Regions from separate parts of the Homo sapiens genome. Here region 2 is linked to region 1. A link is a contact called in ENCODE Hi-C or POLR2A ChIA-PET data. All regions are on one chromosome and are shown on one strand. The core of a region is the stretch at or near the end of the contact, and the rest is flanking DNA. Distances in the headings are between cores, read along the strand shown. Region 1 has its middle 18 kb from the start of TNPO3. Region 2 overlaps TNPO3 (transportin 3).

Evidence for each region. A loop is a pair of places that touch in the nucleus more often than their neighbours do. ChIA-PET counts read pairs that join two places held with the same protein, here RNA polymerase II (POLR2A). Pooled maps may share reads with other maps.
Region 2: a loop to region 1 is called in a pooled map, with 2.3 times the contacts of the local background. The contact joins two enhancer-like sites. A Hi-C loop is called at or near these places in 1 of 37 single-sample maps with no recorded cell type and 5 of 50 pooled maps. POLR2A ChIA-PET finds 5 or more read pairs at or near these places in 6 of 52 experiments (GM12878, HepG2, OCI-LY7 and 3 more).

Annotation. Positions count from the first base shown.
Region 1 is chr7:129,069,253-129,077,043 of GRCh38, reverse strand. No RefSeq gene overlaps it. Among named protein-coding and RNA genes, the nearest start is that of TNPO3, 18 kb to the right of the region's middle. RefSeq lists an enhancer at 4,199-4,308. Within about 2 kb of position 4,208, at least 4 of the 41 ENCODE cell types and tissues checked have a DNase peak (open chromatin) inside an H3K27ac peak, as active enhancers do.
Region 2 is chr7:128,960,371-128,968,161 of GRCh38, reverse strand. It overlaps TNPO3 (transportin 3), which reads left to right. Exons shown (of 23, transcript NM_012470.4): 21 at 770-882. Among named protein-coding and RNA genes, the nearest start is that of IRF5, 26 kb to the right of the region's middle. RefSeq lists enhancers at 4,599-4,898, 5,019-5,128. Within about 2 kb of position 4,646, at least 3 of the 41 ENCODE cell types and tissues checked have a DNase peak (open chromatin) inside an H3K27ac peak, as active enhancers do.

The sequences.
Region 1 (7,791 bases), core at 2,959-5,458:
ATTGGGTTGTTTGTCCATTTCTTATGACTGAATTTTGGGAGTTCTTTATATATTCCAGATGCAAATTCTTTGCCATGTATGTGATTTGCAATATTATGCCTCATCTGTAGTTTATTATTTAATTCTTTTAAAATTGTCTTTTACAGAGCAACAGTTCAAGTTTGATGAAAACTGGAAGAAAATATTTTAATAAACGTTTGGGTTAGAGGTAAAAATTAGTGGTCAGTAGAACACCCAAGAAAGGAAACAGCCTCCCTGCACTGTTTGGGGGTGGTAGCTGGCAGGCACCTAAAAACACACCAGTTTTTGAAAACTTCTCTAGCTTTCTCACTGTGTTACTTTCACACTGTGCTATGGTTTGAATGTTTGTGTGCCCCCAAAAGTGATACATTGAAACCTCATCTCCAATATGATGACATGAGCAAGTGGGAGTTTTAAGAGATGAGGTCATGAGGGCAGAGACTTAATCAATAAAATTAGTAACTTTATAAAAGAGGCCCCAGAGAACCTCACGGCCACTTCCACCATGTGAAGACACAGCAAGACGCTGCAATCTATGAACCAAGAAATGGGCCCTCACCAGACACTGCATCTGCCTGTGTCTTGATCTTGGACTTCCCAGCTTCTAGAACTGTAAGAAATCAATTTCTGTTGTGTATCAGCCACCCAGTCTATGGTATCGTAGCCCAAATGGACTAAGACACACTGCTTTCTCAAATATTCTTTCTCATAGTCTCAACAACCATTGTGTCAATGTATTGCCTTCAAACACTTTGAAACGTTGACATTTTCGGAGACTGTGCCAAAAAGGAGGAAATATCCCTTAAGCCAGGCTTCCATCCTGAATTCTACACACAAGATGAAGAGAAGAGATTCTTTTACTCCTTCCAGAAAGGGGTGAAAGAAGGAAAGAGGAAGCTAATAGGAACAGAAAAGCTGTGACCTGCCCATGTGACCATTCCCTGCCACCTCCAAATGGTCACCAAGCATTTCCAGAAATACCTCATGAATGCTCTGAGTTGCTCCATCTACATGATAGGGAGTTCTACGTGGGATTCCTTGCAAGCAGCTCTGATGGCAGGAGGGGAGACCATGGGAAAAGGAGCACTGGGGCTGGCAGAAATCTACAAGGATAGTTTTGGATTTCGACAGCCTGTGGCCTTAGCAGGGAATCTGTGTAAACTCTGCCGGGAATCCCAAGAAATGAGGCAGTGAAGGAGTGGGGGTGGGGTCTCTGCTAACTTCTGGTATGTGCATGCATGTATAAATATAAAAATATCTTTTTTTTTTTTTTTTGAGACAGAGTCTCACTCTGTCACCCAGGCTGCAGTGCAGTCGCATGATCTCAGCTCACTGCAACCTCTGCCTCCCGGGTTCAAGCGATTCTCCTGCCTCAGCCTCCCGAGTAGCTGGGACTCTAGGCACATGCCACCACGCCTGGCTAATTTTTGTATTTTTTAATAGAGATGGGGTTTCACCATATTGGCCAGGCTGGTCTCGAACTCCTGACCTCGCGATCCACCCACCTCAGATTCCCAAAGTGCTGGAATTACAGGTGTGAGCCACCACACCCTGCCAATATAAACATATCTTAAAATTTGCATGTAACTGGAACCACATTACATATGGTTAGAGAGGCCATTTTCCACTCAGCCGTATGTCAGCAAATATACAATATTTCATGAAACATAATATGCTATCACCTGTTAAATGCCCTATAAGTTTAGGTGCCATTAAGAAAGAAAAAAATGCTGCCAAATAAACTGCGATATGCCATGGAATGTAACAACTGTGAAAAAGCATAAAATAATCATTTTAGAATTGGTGGCATATGGTAGTATGCATCATTCTTTGTCATGACTGCATAGTATTTCACTCTGTGGATGTTTCAGAATTTAACTACCTGTCCATAGGTGTACATAGTGTTTCCATTTTTCACTTATGTGGGCAATACATTGTCAAATAATCTTGTACATCTATCATTGCTCACTTGTCAGATTACCTAGTTGGAATAAATTCCTAGGAATGTAGTTTTGAGGGTCAGAGGTTACAGATATTCAAAATTTTGGCATAGATTGCTAGAATTCCCCTCAGCACTCCAAGATGACACCCTTTCCCGCACAACCTTGATAACATAGACAAATCTTTTTCAATATGCAAACTGTTTCCAATATAATTGAAAAGTGCTGCCATTTTGCTCTTTACTTGCATTTTCATTGACTACTGGTGAGGCTTAACATCTTTTCATGTATCTATTAGTCTTTTGTGTTTCTTTAGGAGCCTGTTCATATCCCTCATAAGAACTGCTTTTTACTTAACTATTTATTTATTGACACAGGGTCTTGCTCTGTTATCCAGGCTGGAGTGCAGTGGCGCAATCACAGCTCACTGCAGCCTGGACCTCCCAGGCTCAAGCAATCCTAGAGCTGCCTTTTGAAAAGGAGACCACACATAGGCAGTTATAGTAGGCAAATTAGTGATTCTTCAAGAGGAAAGCAGCAGAGTCATAGAAAACAAAGAACACCAAATAGGACAAATGTGTTTTTTATTTATTTTTGAATTCAGAAACTGTGGTGAAATGAGCAGAATTGCCTGGAAGCTGCTCTGGAAGCTCATTCAAGGTTACCTGGGCCAGCCAGCTGGAACTGCAAGTAAGCCTATTCCTGGTGGAAGGAGCTCAGCCTCCACAGCATGGGCAGACTCCCTCCTCACACAGGGTGACTGCACCTTCCCACAGGCCCAAGGTCTCCAAATACTGGGAAGCAGGAATTCCTCCCATCTCCTCTGAACCCCTGGCACCCTACATCCAAGCTGCCCAGCACCCAAACCACTCATGTGTTCCCTACTCACAGACTGGTTTCTTACATTTATTCCCTAACTAATACAGCAGAACATGGACCTATCCTGCAGATCCAGCTGAGACCCTGACCTTCACATACTTCTCTATGGGACGGAGAATAGAATGGGAGACTCCTGCTTCCCCTTTGCTTGTTGACCCAGCCTTGTAAGATTTCACTTTCCCTAATAAAACCCAATCCGTAGCCCACGCAGAGTGACATATTAAAATTCATCCTAAATCCTGGAACACATGGGCAATGACCCATAAAGGCCAATGTGCCATGACAGAAACACTAAGAGTCATATCGTCCATCACTCTGTCTCAGTTCCTGTTTATTGTTGGCCAGAGAACTAGGATGATCCTCTGAGCAGACATGTCCTTGGAGGATAATTAAATGGGAACTATATAAATATTTCCATAAATTAAACCAAGGAAGTGTATTAAGTTCAGCTGAATCTGGATACCAACTGCTTCCTTTGACCACATCAGAAAGTCTCCTTTTAAAAGACATTAAAAAAGTTTTTAAATAACTTTTGCCAGGCACAGTGGCTCATGCCTGTAATCCCAGCTACTTGGCAAGCTGAGGTGGGAGGATGGCTTCAGCCCAGGTGTTCAAGGCTGCTGTGAGCTATGACTACACCACTGCACTCCAGCCTGGGTGACAGAGGCCATATGTCTTTAAAAAAAAAAAGACAGAGAAAATTACTTTTTATTGTGGCAAAATAAAAAAAGGTATAATATAAAATTCACTATCTTCACAATTTCTAAATGTACAGTTCAGTGTTAAGTATATTCGCATTGTCAGCAAACCAAAACTGGGTCCATTTGCCAGCATGCAACAGAAAGCCAAACACCAAAACACACAGTTTTTGCAGTGAGAAAGGTTTGTGAGTTGACAGACAAAGAGACAGGAAGAAATGTTCAAATCTGTCTCCTGGAGCTGGAGGCTGGGTTGGATTTTAATTAGCATAGGGTAATGAGGAGTGATCTGACTAGATCCTGCCATAGGGTCACCCCAGAGCTCAATCTGATTGGATCATGGGTCCTGCCATGGTGTCTGCTTTTATTTTTATTTTTATTTTTTATTTTAGAGATGGGATCTCACCATGTTGCCCAGGCTGGTCTCGAACTCCTGGGCTCAAGTAATCCTTCTGCCTCGGTCTCCCAGAGTGCTGGGGTTACTGGCGTACACCACCAGCGCCCAGCCTGGTGTTTGCTTCTTAATTCAGCCTGGTTCCTTGGTCCGAGCACTTAGTTCCCATTCATGGTTGCACACGATGTTCATCCGGGCATTGCCCCCTCCAACCTGCAGGGCCATGACCACTGAAAAACAACTCACAACTTTGCTACATAGAAGTTGAACCAGATTGGTGTAATGTGGTTACAACATCGCTGTGCAGCCAGTCCTCAGAACTCCCTCATCTTGCAAAACTGAAACTCTGTACAAATCAACTCTCCATTTTCCCCTCCCCTCGGCCCCTGGCAACTGCCATTCTACTTTGTTTTTGTGAATCTGACTATTCTAGTTACCTCCTATGAGTGGAACCAAATAATATTTGTCTTTTTCCGACTGGTTTATTTCACTAGTATAATGTCCTCGGTTCATCCGTATTGTTGCATGTGTCAACATTTCCTTCCTTTTTAAATGGACTGTGGTGATGGTTGCACATTTCTGTGAATATACTAGAAACCACTGAGTTGTAATACTTTAAGTGGGTGAATTGTATGGTGTGTGAATTATATCACAATTAAGTATGGTGTGTGAATTATATCACAATTAAGCTGTTTAGGGGAAAAAAGGGAGAATTTGTTAGAAAGATACAGACTCATGTAACCCAAAGACAGGGACTGGGCCTGCTGGATGCTCACAGGCTGGGTGGGGACTCTGGGGAGGATGCTGAACTAAGCTCTCTGGTTCAGCCCTCTGGCCCAGAGCAGGGGTCCTCACCATTAGTCAAGCCCCTAACCTGTAGTGTCGGTACCACCTGGGAATTCCTTAGAAAAGCAGATCCTTGGGCCACACCCCAGGCCTCGTGACTCAGAAACTCTAGCAGTGGGACTCAGCAGACTGTGGGGTTTTTTTTTCTTTCTTTCTTTCTTTCTTTTTTTCCTTGAGACAGTGTCTCGCTCTGTCACCCAGGCTGGAGCGCAGCAGCGTAATCTCAGTTCACTGCAACCTCCTCTGCCTCCTGGGTTCAAGTGATTCTCTTGCCTCAGCCTCCCAGGTAGCTGGGATTACAGGTGCCCACCACCATGCCCAGCTAATTTTTGTTTAGTAGAGACGGGATTTTGCCATGTTGGCCAGGCTGGTCTCAAACTCCTGACCTCAGGTGATCCACCCACCTTGGCCTCCTAAAACGCTGGGATTACAGGGGTGAGCCAGCGTGCCCAGTTTAGCAATCTGTGTTTTGACAAACTCTCCAGGTGCTGGTGATGGAGGCTCACATCTGAGAATCCCTGGCCCAGACCACTGCGGGAAATTGGGGAAAGTTTCCATCTCACCTCTGCTCTGCATGTGCGTTTCCTCTCTTGTTGCAGACAAGCTGTCTTCCACTGACCATTCACCTCCACATCCCTGCAAAAGTCTTCACGGTAGAAAATGACCACAGACAATTCCTAAGTTGAAATCTCTTTTGGGGCCGGGTATGGTGGCTTACACCTGTAATCCTAGCATTTTGGGCGGCCAAAGCGGGCGGCTCACTTGAGGCCACGAGTTTGAGACCAGCGTGGCCAACATGGTGAAACCCCATCTCTACTAAAAATACAAAAATTAGCTGGGCGTGGTTGCAGACACCTGTTATCCCAGCTACTCAGGAGGCTGAGGCAGAGAATCACTTGAACCTGGGAGGCGGAGGCTGCGGTGAGTCGAGATCTCACCACTGTACTCCAGCCTGGGTGACAGAGCAAGACTCCATCTCAAAAAAACAAAAACAAACAAACAACAACAAAAAAACTCTTTTGGAGCACAAGGCAACCTGAGACGGGCATCTAGTTCCAGTTGCAAATTCCCAGGGAGGAACTCAGGTGATCCGGCTTGCATCAGCAACTTCCTCCAGGCTTTTCCTAGTATATCCCTAAATGGAGGAAGGCTGGGCTGGGAAGGCCTAGATCCCAGAAAAGGCATGAGGGAAACAGAAAAAAAAAAATTTTATCTCTTAGGGAAGACACTACAAGAAAATCTAGGATGACCAATCATCTGTGTTTGCCTAGGACTTCCCTGCATTTGGCGCTGAAAATCTCATGTCAGGCCTGGTGCGGTGGCTCATGCCTATAATCCCAGCACTTTGGGAGGCCAAGGCGGGTGGATCACGAGGTCAGGAGATTGAGACCATCCTGGCTAACACGATGAAACCCCGTCTCTACTAAAAATACAAAAAATTAGCCGGGCGTGGTGGTGGGCACCTGTAGTCCCAGCTACTAGGGAGGCTGAGGCAGGAGAATGGCATGAACCCTGGAGGCGGAGCTTGCAGTGAGCCAAGATGGCACCACTGCACTCCAGCCTGGGCGACAGAGTGAGACTCCGTCTCAAAAAAAAAAAAGAAAAAAAAAAAAAGAAAATCACATGTCCTGGAAAACCCCTCAGTCCTAAGCAAATAACAATTGGTCATATAAGAACTGAAAAGCTGGCCGGGTGTGGTGGCTCACGCCTGTAATCCCAGCGCTTTGAGAGGCTGAGGTGGTTGGATCACTTGAGGTCAGGAGTTCAAGACCAGCCTGGCCAACATGATGAAACCCTGTCTCTACTAAAAATACAAAAATTAGCTGGGCATGGTGGCGGGCACCTGTAGTCTCAGCTGCTCCAGAGGCTAAGGCAGGAGAATCGCTTGAACCCAGGAGACGGAGGTTGCAGTGAGCTAAGATCACGCCATTGCACTCCAGCCTGGGGTGACAAGAGCAAGACTCCATCTCACAAAAAAAAAGAAAGAAAGAAAGAAAAAAGAAATGAAGAGCCAGCTGGGCATGGTGCCTCATGCCTGTACTCCCAGTGCTTTGGGAGGCTGAGGCGGGAGGATTGCTTGAGTTCAGTTCAAGACCAGCCTGGGTAACATAGGAAGATCTTGTCTCTGCAAAAAAATTTAAAAATAAGCCAGGCATAGGGGCATGCACCTGTGGTCCCAGCTACTTGGGAGGCTGAGGTGGAGGATTGCTTGAACCCAGAAGGTCAAAGCTTCAGTGAGCTGAGATCTTACCATTGTCCAGCTTGGGTGACAGAGCAAGACCCTGTCTCAAAAAAGCAACCAAAAACCTGAAGAGCCATGGGGTATGTATGCTTTGACTCTTAAGAAGCGCATGAAAGGAAGAAGAGTTGATGAGATTCTCAGCTAAGGGCATGTGGAGATGTTTAATGTATTTTTGGCTACTGCTATGACTGGGGTGTGTTAGTGACAGGCTGCAGTGCTTCCTTGCACAAGGAAGAATTCCCCCGAATGCCAGTGGCTCTCCCGTTGAGAAACTCTTCTGTAACAAAATGAAGGCATGGCTATCAACACAGTTGCACATTAGAATCACCGGGGAGCTGTAAAATACCTAGATTGGCACTCCAGACCTAGCCCCAGAGTTTCTGATTTGATTGCTCTAGGAAGGCACCCAGGCATTGGTATTTTTAAAAGTCCCCCAGGTGATTTCACCTGCAATGGGTTGATAGCCGTGATTAAGAATCAGAGTGACAACCAGAGAGGAATGAGTCCTGGAAGTTGGAGTCCTGGAAGGTGAGGATTTGGGCATTGGAGGAAGAGGGAAATTGGAGGCTGCAGAGAGATCTAGAACGCTGGAGGACATTGATGAGGGCTTTGAGTTTGTTCAGGGAAAGAGCCTCTGGGGTCTAAATGCAGTGGTGTGGAACCAGAGCAGGTACGTACTCAGTACCCACTAAGCAGAGTGACAGGGAGGGGGAGAGTTATGAGTGGATGTAAATATCTAAATTCTTCAGGAAGCAATAGCTGGCTGCCAAG
Region 2 (7,791 bases), core at 3,397-5,896, 110 kb after region 1:
GACATGGTGGCTTAGTATACTTTTTGCCCCTGCTCTTTCAGGTATCTGAACCTTTACTCTGGATCACTTTTGATCTTTAAGCTCAAGAGTTTTTGGAAATCTGTTTAATTTTAAAAATATACTGGTCAAGTGCTTACACCTGTAGTTCCAGCACTTTGGGAGGATCTCTTGAGCCCAGGAGTTTGAGACCAGTCTGGGCAACATAGAAAGACTCCTCATCTCTTAAAAAAAAAAATTGTTTTTAATTAGCCAGGCATGTTGATGGACTTCTGTAGTCTGAGCTACCTGGGAAGCTGAGGTGGGAGGATCACTTGAGGCTGGAAGGTCAAAGCTGCAGTGCACTGCACGCCAGCCTGGGCAACAGAGTGAGACCCTATCTCAAAAAAGAGAGAGCGAGTGTGTGTGTGTGTGTGTGTGTGTGTTCATGTTCGCATGTGTGCATATGTATATATGTCATATACGTTATGACAGGAACAAAACAATAGCCTCATCCCGAAGAAACTTCACTTCTAAGGTGTAGAAAGTCGTTTTCTGAAATGATGCCCGCTGCCCCTTTGAAGGGAAGTCTAGGCATGCATATGCAGACTGCATCAACCCAGAGGGTTTGAAGGGCTAATGAGAGCACTTTTGTTGATTCCTTTACTTGCTCCCAAGTGTAGGGAAGTAAATGCTACTAAGGAAAATTTGTGGGGTTTTGTTAGTATCTGTAGGGTCTCAGGTGAGTAAGCTATGCTTCCTTTTAAAACTCTTACCCCTCTTTCCTATACAGACTTTTTGTCGATGGTTAGAAAATTCCTTAAAAGGTTTGCCAAAGGAAACAACCGTGGGAGCCGTCACAGTGACACACAAACAACTTACAGACTTCCACAAGCAAGTCACTAGGTGAGTGATACTGGGGGTTCTTAAGGAGGTGTGGGATGTGGGAAGAAACATATCTTTATTTCTTATGTGCCCTTGGGAAATGGACAATTTATAGTTTGTTTAACCTTGAATTGCACAAATTGGCATTGGAAGCCAATCTGGTGGGAAAACATTCACCATGCTGTGTATGTATGTACATATATTTAACATATGTGATAACTGGTATAAGATTTTTTAACGGTAAGTGGAGGCACTGTTTCTCCCAAAGGAAAATGCACTGAGCAGCTCACTCCCCGTCAGGAGATCTGTCTATATTTTTCTAAGTCCTTCTGAGTTTTCATCCACATTCGGGGGTCAGGAATGTAGGTACCTGAGTAAGGCAAAGCATTGGTTATAAAACATCAGAAAGTGATGTAGATGACAGTGAATTGGAGAATGTTCACCATGCCTAAAGATAGTCAAATTCTAATTTCAAAGAAGTTGTGTAGTCCAAACAGAACATCTGCCTGGGATACATTAGGCCCATGAGGAACTTACAATCTCTGGATTACAGCCTAAAATGTAAAGTGTGTGTGTTTTTTTTACTGTGAACATATAAATATTTTTAATACAGTTACATAGTCTTCCTAATTATTGTTTTATAGCCATAAAGGTGTTACTTGATTTCCTTATAATGCCTCTATTAGTAGACATTTAGATCATTTTTCAGTTTTTTAGTATTACAGATAATGTCAAAAATAGAGCCTTTTCCTTCTACTGAATATTTTCCTTTAAAATGTAATCACCGAATCAAAGGTTATGAGACTTATGGTCTTAATGGTAATGACAGCAACTTAAGTTGGATTTTATAGCTAAGTGTTCCTTTGCCCTGATAGTCTTTTTGTATCTAGAGTCTTTAGAGTTTTGTCTAAATTTTAGACAATGACTTATAATCATACAGTGTGGAAAGATATATGGGTCAAAGAAGGAATGTTATAGCAAGGTTAGTAGTAGTGAAAAAACTGGAAATATTCTAATTGCCCATCAATAGAGAAAAGTTAAATAATTAACAGAAGCTTATACTAGTAAATAGTCCCAAAGATGAACAAGGAAGAAGAAATATGTGATAATACGGAAAAATATACAAGATAAATTGTAAAGGTTAAAATAACAGTATTACATAACCTAACTTGAGCTTTTAAAATAATTTGAAAATTTTTTAACTGTTATAAAAATACACATAACATGAAATTTACAGTATTAACCATTTTTATAAATGCATAGTTCAGTAGGGTTAAGTATATATTCATGTTGTTGCACAACCAATCTCAAGAACTTTTTCATCTTGTAAAACTAAAACTATACCCATTAAGCAACAATTCTCCATTCTCCCCTCTCCCCATCTCCTGGCAATTAACTTCGTACTTAATGTTTGAGTCTGACTACTCTAGATACCTCATATAAGTGAGATCATACAGATTTGTCTTTTTGTGATTAGCTTACCTCACTTAGTATAATGTCCTTAGGATTCATCTATGTTGTAGCGTGTGCCAGAATTTTCTTCCATTTAAAGGCTAAATAATAGTCCATTGTATGCATATACCACATTTTATTTATCCTTTCATCTGTTGATGGCCATTTGGGCTGCTGTTGTGAGTAAGGCTGCTATAAACACAGGTGTACAAATATCTCTTTCAGCCCCTGCTTTCAATTCTTTTGGATACCCAGAGGTAGAATTGCTGGATCATATGGTGATTCTATTTAATCTTCTTTAATTTTTTTAAGAACCATCATACTGTTTTCCATAGCAGCTGCACCATTTTACATTCCCACTAGCAGTGCACAAAGTTCCAATTTCTCCACATCCTCACCAACACTTGTTATTTTCTGGGTTTTTGAGAGTAGCCATCTTAGCATTTCACACCAAGTGTGAAGTGATATCTCATTGCCGTTTTCATTTGCATTTCCCTAATGATTAGTGATGTTGAGCATCTTTTCATATGCTTATTGGCCATTTGTTTTGTCTTCTTGGAGAAATGTCTATTCAAGTGCTTTGCCTATTTAAAAATTGGGTTTCTTTTGTTGTATAGTTGCAGGAGTTCCTTTTATATTTGGGATATTAATTCCTTATCAGGTACATGATTTGCAAACATTTTCCTCCATTCTTTAGGTTGCCTTTTCATTCTGTTGATTGTGTCCCTTGATGCACAGAAGTTTTTAATTTTGTTGTCGCCTAGTTTATCTGTTTTGCTTTTGTTGTCTGTTTGGTGTCATATCTAGGAAATCATTGCCAGATTTCATGTCATGAAGTTTTCCGCCTAGGTTTTCTTGTAAGAGTTTTACAGTTTTAGGTCTTATATCAGGTCTTTGATCCTTTTTGAGTTAATTTTTGTATGTGGTATTAGGTAAGGGTCCAGCCTCTTTCTTTTGCTTGTGGATATCCAGTTTTCCCAGCACCATTTGTTGAAAAGACTGTCCTTTCTGCACTGAATGGTCTTGACATCCTTGTTGAAAATCATTTGACCATATACAGGAGAATTTATTAATGGGCTCCCTGTTCTATTCCATTGGTCTATGATGTATTTCTTTATGTCAATACCATGCTGTTTTGATTACTGTGGCTTTGTAATAAATTTTAGAATCAGGAATATGAGGCCTGCAATGTTCACTTTAAAGATTGTTTTGGTGGCCAGGCGCGGTGGCTCACGCCTGTAATCCCAGCACTTTGGGAGGCCGAGGCAGGCAGATCACGAGGTCAGGAGATTGAGACCATCCTGGCTAAAACAGTGAAACCCCATCTCTACTAAAGACACAAAAAATTAGCCGGGCGTGGTGGTGGGCACCTGTAGTCCCAGCTACTCTGGAGGCTGAGGCAGGAGAATGGCGTGAACCCGGGAGGTGGAGCTTGCAGTGAGCCGAGATTGCACCACTGCACTCCAGCCTGGGCGACAGAGCGAGGCTCCGTCTCAAAAAAAAAAAAAAAAAAAAGATTGTTTTGGCCACTTGGGGACCCTTGAAATTCCATATGAATTTTAGGGTAGATTTTTCTGTACAAGAGGTTGTTGGGATTTTGATGGGGATTGTATTGAATCTATAGATTGCTTTGAGTAGTATTGAAATCTTAACAATATTAAATCTCCAAATCGACAAATACAGTATATTGTTCCATTTATTGGTGTCTTTAATTTCTTTCAGCTACATTTTGTAGTTTTCAGTGTATAAGTTTTTCACCTCCTTGGTTAAATTTTTTCATAAGTTTTTTTTATGCTATTGTAAACGAACCAACTTGTACTTTAAAGAGCTGTTTTATTATAAATTATACACATACACAGAGGCTACTTTCTGCACAGTAAGTTTTCAGAAAGATATATAAGTGAGACTAGGAGGGGAAGGGAGGCTTTTCTTTTCGTTTCATAACTTTCTGCACTATGTGCACTTTTTTATGAGCATAAATTACACTTTTATGGGTAAAATCAGATATAGAAGGGAAAGAAAATGAACTTTAAGCAGTGGTACAAGAGCTAGTTGTCTTTTCTCAGAATTGATTTCTTAATGTCACTTTCCAAAATAGTTTACTTTCTCATCTTCTGGAATGTCTCCAGCAATTTTGTTAATGTTAAAATCCCAAACCATGGAATGCTATTATTTTATAGTTCACTAAGTGGCTTAAGTAGTAAGCCCAGTATGCCCCAGAAATAACTCACTTTTAGCCATAGATCAAGTGACATGCATGACTGAAAAATAGCATGTGACCCTTCATGACACATTTTGCCAGAAGTGGGGATTTCCCCTCCACTGGGTAGGCATATATTGACTGGGGTGACCTTAAAAATTCTTTGATTGCTTTTACTATGAATCTTCTCAGTAGAAGTAGTATTCTGTCTACAAGCTGTTTCAGGGGAAAGAAGTGTAGTAGTTGCTTCTCTCTGCTTCTGTTTTGCATTATTCCATTCAGTGCTGGTTACAGTATAAGGGCAGGATCGTATTGGCTCTAATTTTCCTAAAGCAAATGGGAACCTAGGGGAAACCCTCCAAAGATGGGGTTTGGAGTCAAGTATGTTGGTTTGAATCTTGCCACATACCCTATTACTTTGAACTTCAGTTTATTTATCAAGTGAAATAGGGTTAGTACTACCAGTCTCATAAGGTTATTATGAGATACCAAATGGAAATCTAAAGAAGATCTTGCACATAGTATGTGATCAGTGAATGTTAACTCCTTTCTCCTTGGAGGAGAAACTTCTAGAATGTCATTATGTACTTGCAAAACTAGCTGGGGCATGTCTCCTGTTGACTCTAAGGCAGCCACCCACACATTCTGGAATCCCACACATTGTAGAATAAGTCTTTGTCAAGCCCTCTTTCCCTCAGTGGGACTAATATATGACAGATAAAATAATATGGTAAGTCTGAAATCAAGGTCATAGATATCCTTTCCTAATTTAGGATAAATCTTGGGGCAAGGAAAAGAGACCTAAGTAAAGCAGTGCTGTGGGGGAAAAAAAAAACCTGTTATCTTTGTCCTGTGATATGGGAAAATAAGGTGCACCACCAACCTGACCTACTTGATCTTCCATTGCTAAACAAGTTTTGCAGCTCTTCCTATAGCAGGCTGTAACATATGTAACATAGTGGTGGGAAATGAACAGAAGTAAGAGCTAATGTAGAGGTGCTAGAGAAAGGACTTGAGATTGCTCATCCCCTCTTAGTAATTCTCTTCCTCTAGAATGCCTGTAGTAGACAAGACAGAAAGCCCTTGAACTTTCTGTCCCATGCATGACTCAGTCTCCCTTTTGATTTTAAGGTCCGTAACACCTGCCTCAACATGCTACTTTGTTTGCCATTCTGGCAGAGAGGGTGAACTGGTTTAGTTTCATTTCAGCAAGTCCAAGCCTGCTTTTCACATGGTACTGGTAATTAATTCCCTAGCTTTTTTTTTTTTTTTTTTTTGAGACGGAGTCTCGCTCTGTCGCCCAGGCCGGACTGCGGACTGCAGTGGCGCAATCTCGGCTCACTGCAAGCTCCACTTCCCGGGTTCACGCCATTCTCCTGCCTCAGCCTCCCGAGTAGCTGGGACTACAGGCACCCGCCACCGCGCCCGGCTAATTTTTTGTATTTTTAGTAGAGACGGGGTTTCACCTTGTTAGCCAGGATGGTCTCGATCTCCTGACCTCATGATCCATCCGCCTCGGCCTCCCAAAGTGCTGGGATTACAGGTGTGAGCCACCGCGCCTGGCCAATTCCCTAGCTTTTTTAGTTGGTCAACTTGAAGAAAGCTGGGACGTTTCAGTCTAAAATAACATTCTTGCTTTCCAAATGCCAGATGAACCTATCATTAACTAAGACCAATTGGGACTAGAAGAAACCCTGCCATCATTTCCATTTCTCCATCTTGGTGTTTATTCTATGACTACTTGTCACTTGCCTGGGGCTCTTCAAAGCCAAAAGGTGTTGAACATGGGAAGCATTGATACTGGAATTAGAGGCCAGTAAGGGGTTGAATCCCTAGTCAAGTCATCAGAGTTTCATTATTTTCTGTTACCTACCAGGTCATCGGATCAAAAGGATCTCATTTCTCAGCACTCCTCTAGTAATCTTATGGGGCTCGAGAAATAGTGACCATAAAAGCTTTCAGAAATATGGTGGAAGGATAGGAATTTGGGGACTAGAAGCCAGAAAACAGAATCTAAAAAATACTGGCAGTTAAAAAAGTAAATAAATAGAAAGCTAAGAAATATCAAACGTCAGAAGGACCGAGACAGAAAATACAGTCATGTGTTACTTAATGATGGGGATATGTTCCAAGAAATGTGTCATTAGGTGGTTTAGTTGTTGTGCAAACGTCATGGAGTATACTTCTACAAACCTAGATGGTATAGCCTACCGGACACCTGGTCTATATAGTGTAGCCTATTGCTCCTAGGCTACAAACCTGTATAGCAGGTTACTGTACTGAATACTGTAGGCAATTGTAACACAATGGTAAGAATTTGTATATCCAAACATATCTAAACATAGAAAAGGTACAGTAAAAATACAGTATAAAAGAGAAAAAAAAAGGTATACCTGTATGAGGGCACTTACCATGAATGGAACTTGCAGAACTGGAAGTTGTTCTAGGTGAGTCAGTGAGTGAGTGGTGAGTGAATAGGCGGCCTAGGACATTACCGTATACTACTGTAGACTTTTTATAGATACTGTATACTTAGGCTACACTAAATTTATAAAAAAATTTTTTTCATCAATAATAAATTAACCCTTGGCCAGGCGCGGTGGCTCATGCCTGTAATCCCAGCACTTTGGGAGGCCGAGGCAGGCAGATCACTTGAGGTCAGGAGTTTGAGACCAGCCTGGCCAACATGGTGAAACCCCATCTCTACTAAAAATTTAAAAAATTAGCCAGGCGTGGTGGTGGGCACTTGTAATCCCAGCTACTCAGGAGGCTGAGGCTGGAGAATCGCTTGAACCTGGGAGACAGAGGTTGCAGTGGGCCGAGATTGTGCCACCGCACTCCAGCCTGGGCGACAGAGTGAGACTCTGTCTCAAAATAATAATAATAATAATAATAATAAATTAACTCTTGCTTACTGTAACTTTTTTACTTTATAAACTAAATTTTTTTTAACTCTTGGACTCCTTTGTAATAACACCTAGCTTAAAACACAAATTGTACAGCTCATTAAAAAATTTTTTCTTTATATCTTTATAAGCTTTTTTCTATTCTTAAAATTACTTTATTTTTTTTTTTTAGCTTTTAAACTTTTTTGTTAAAAGCTAAGACACAAACACATATTAGCCTAGACCTACACAGGGTCAAGATCATCAATATCACTGTCTTCCACCTTTTTACATCTTGTCCCACTTAGAAGGTCTTCAAGGGCAGTAACACACATGGAGTTGCCATCTCCTAGGATAACAATGTCTTCTTCTGGAATCCCTCCCGAAGGACCT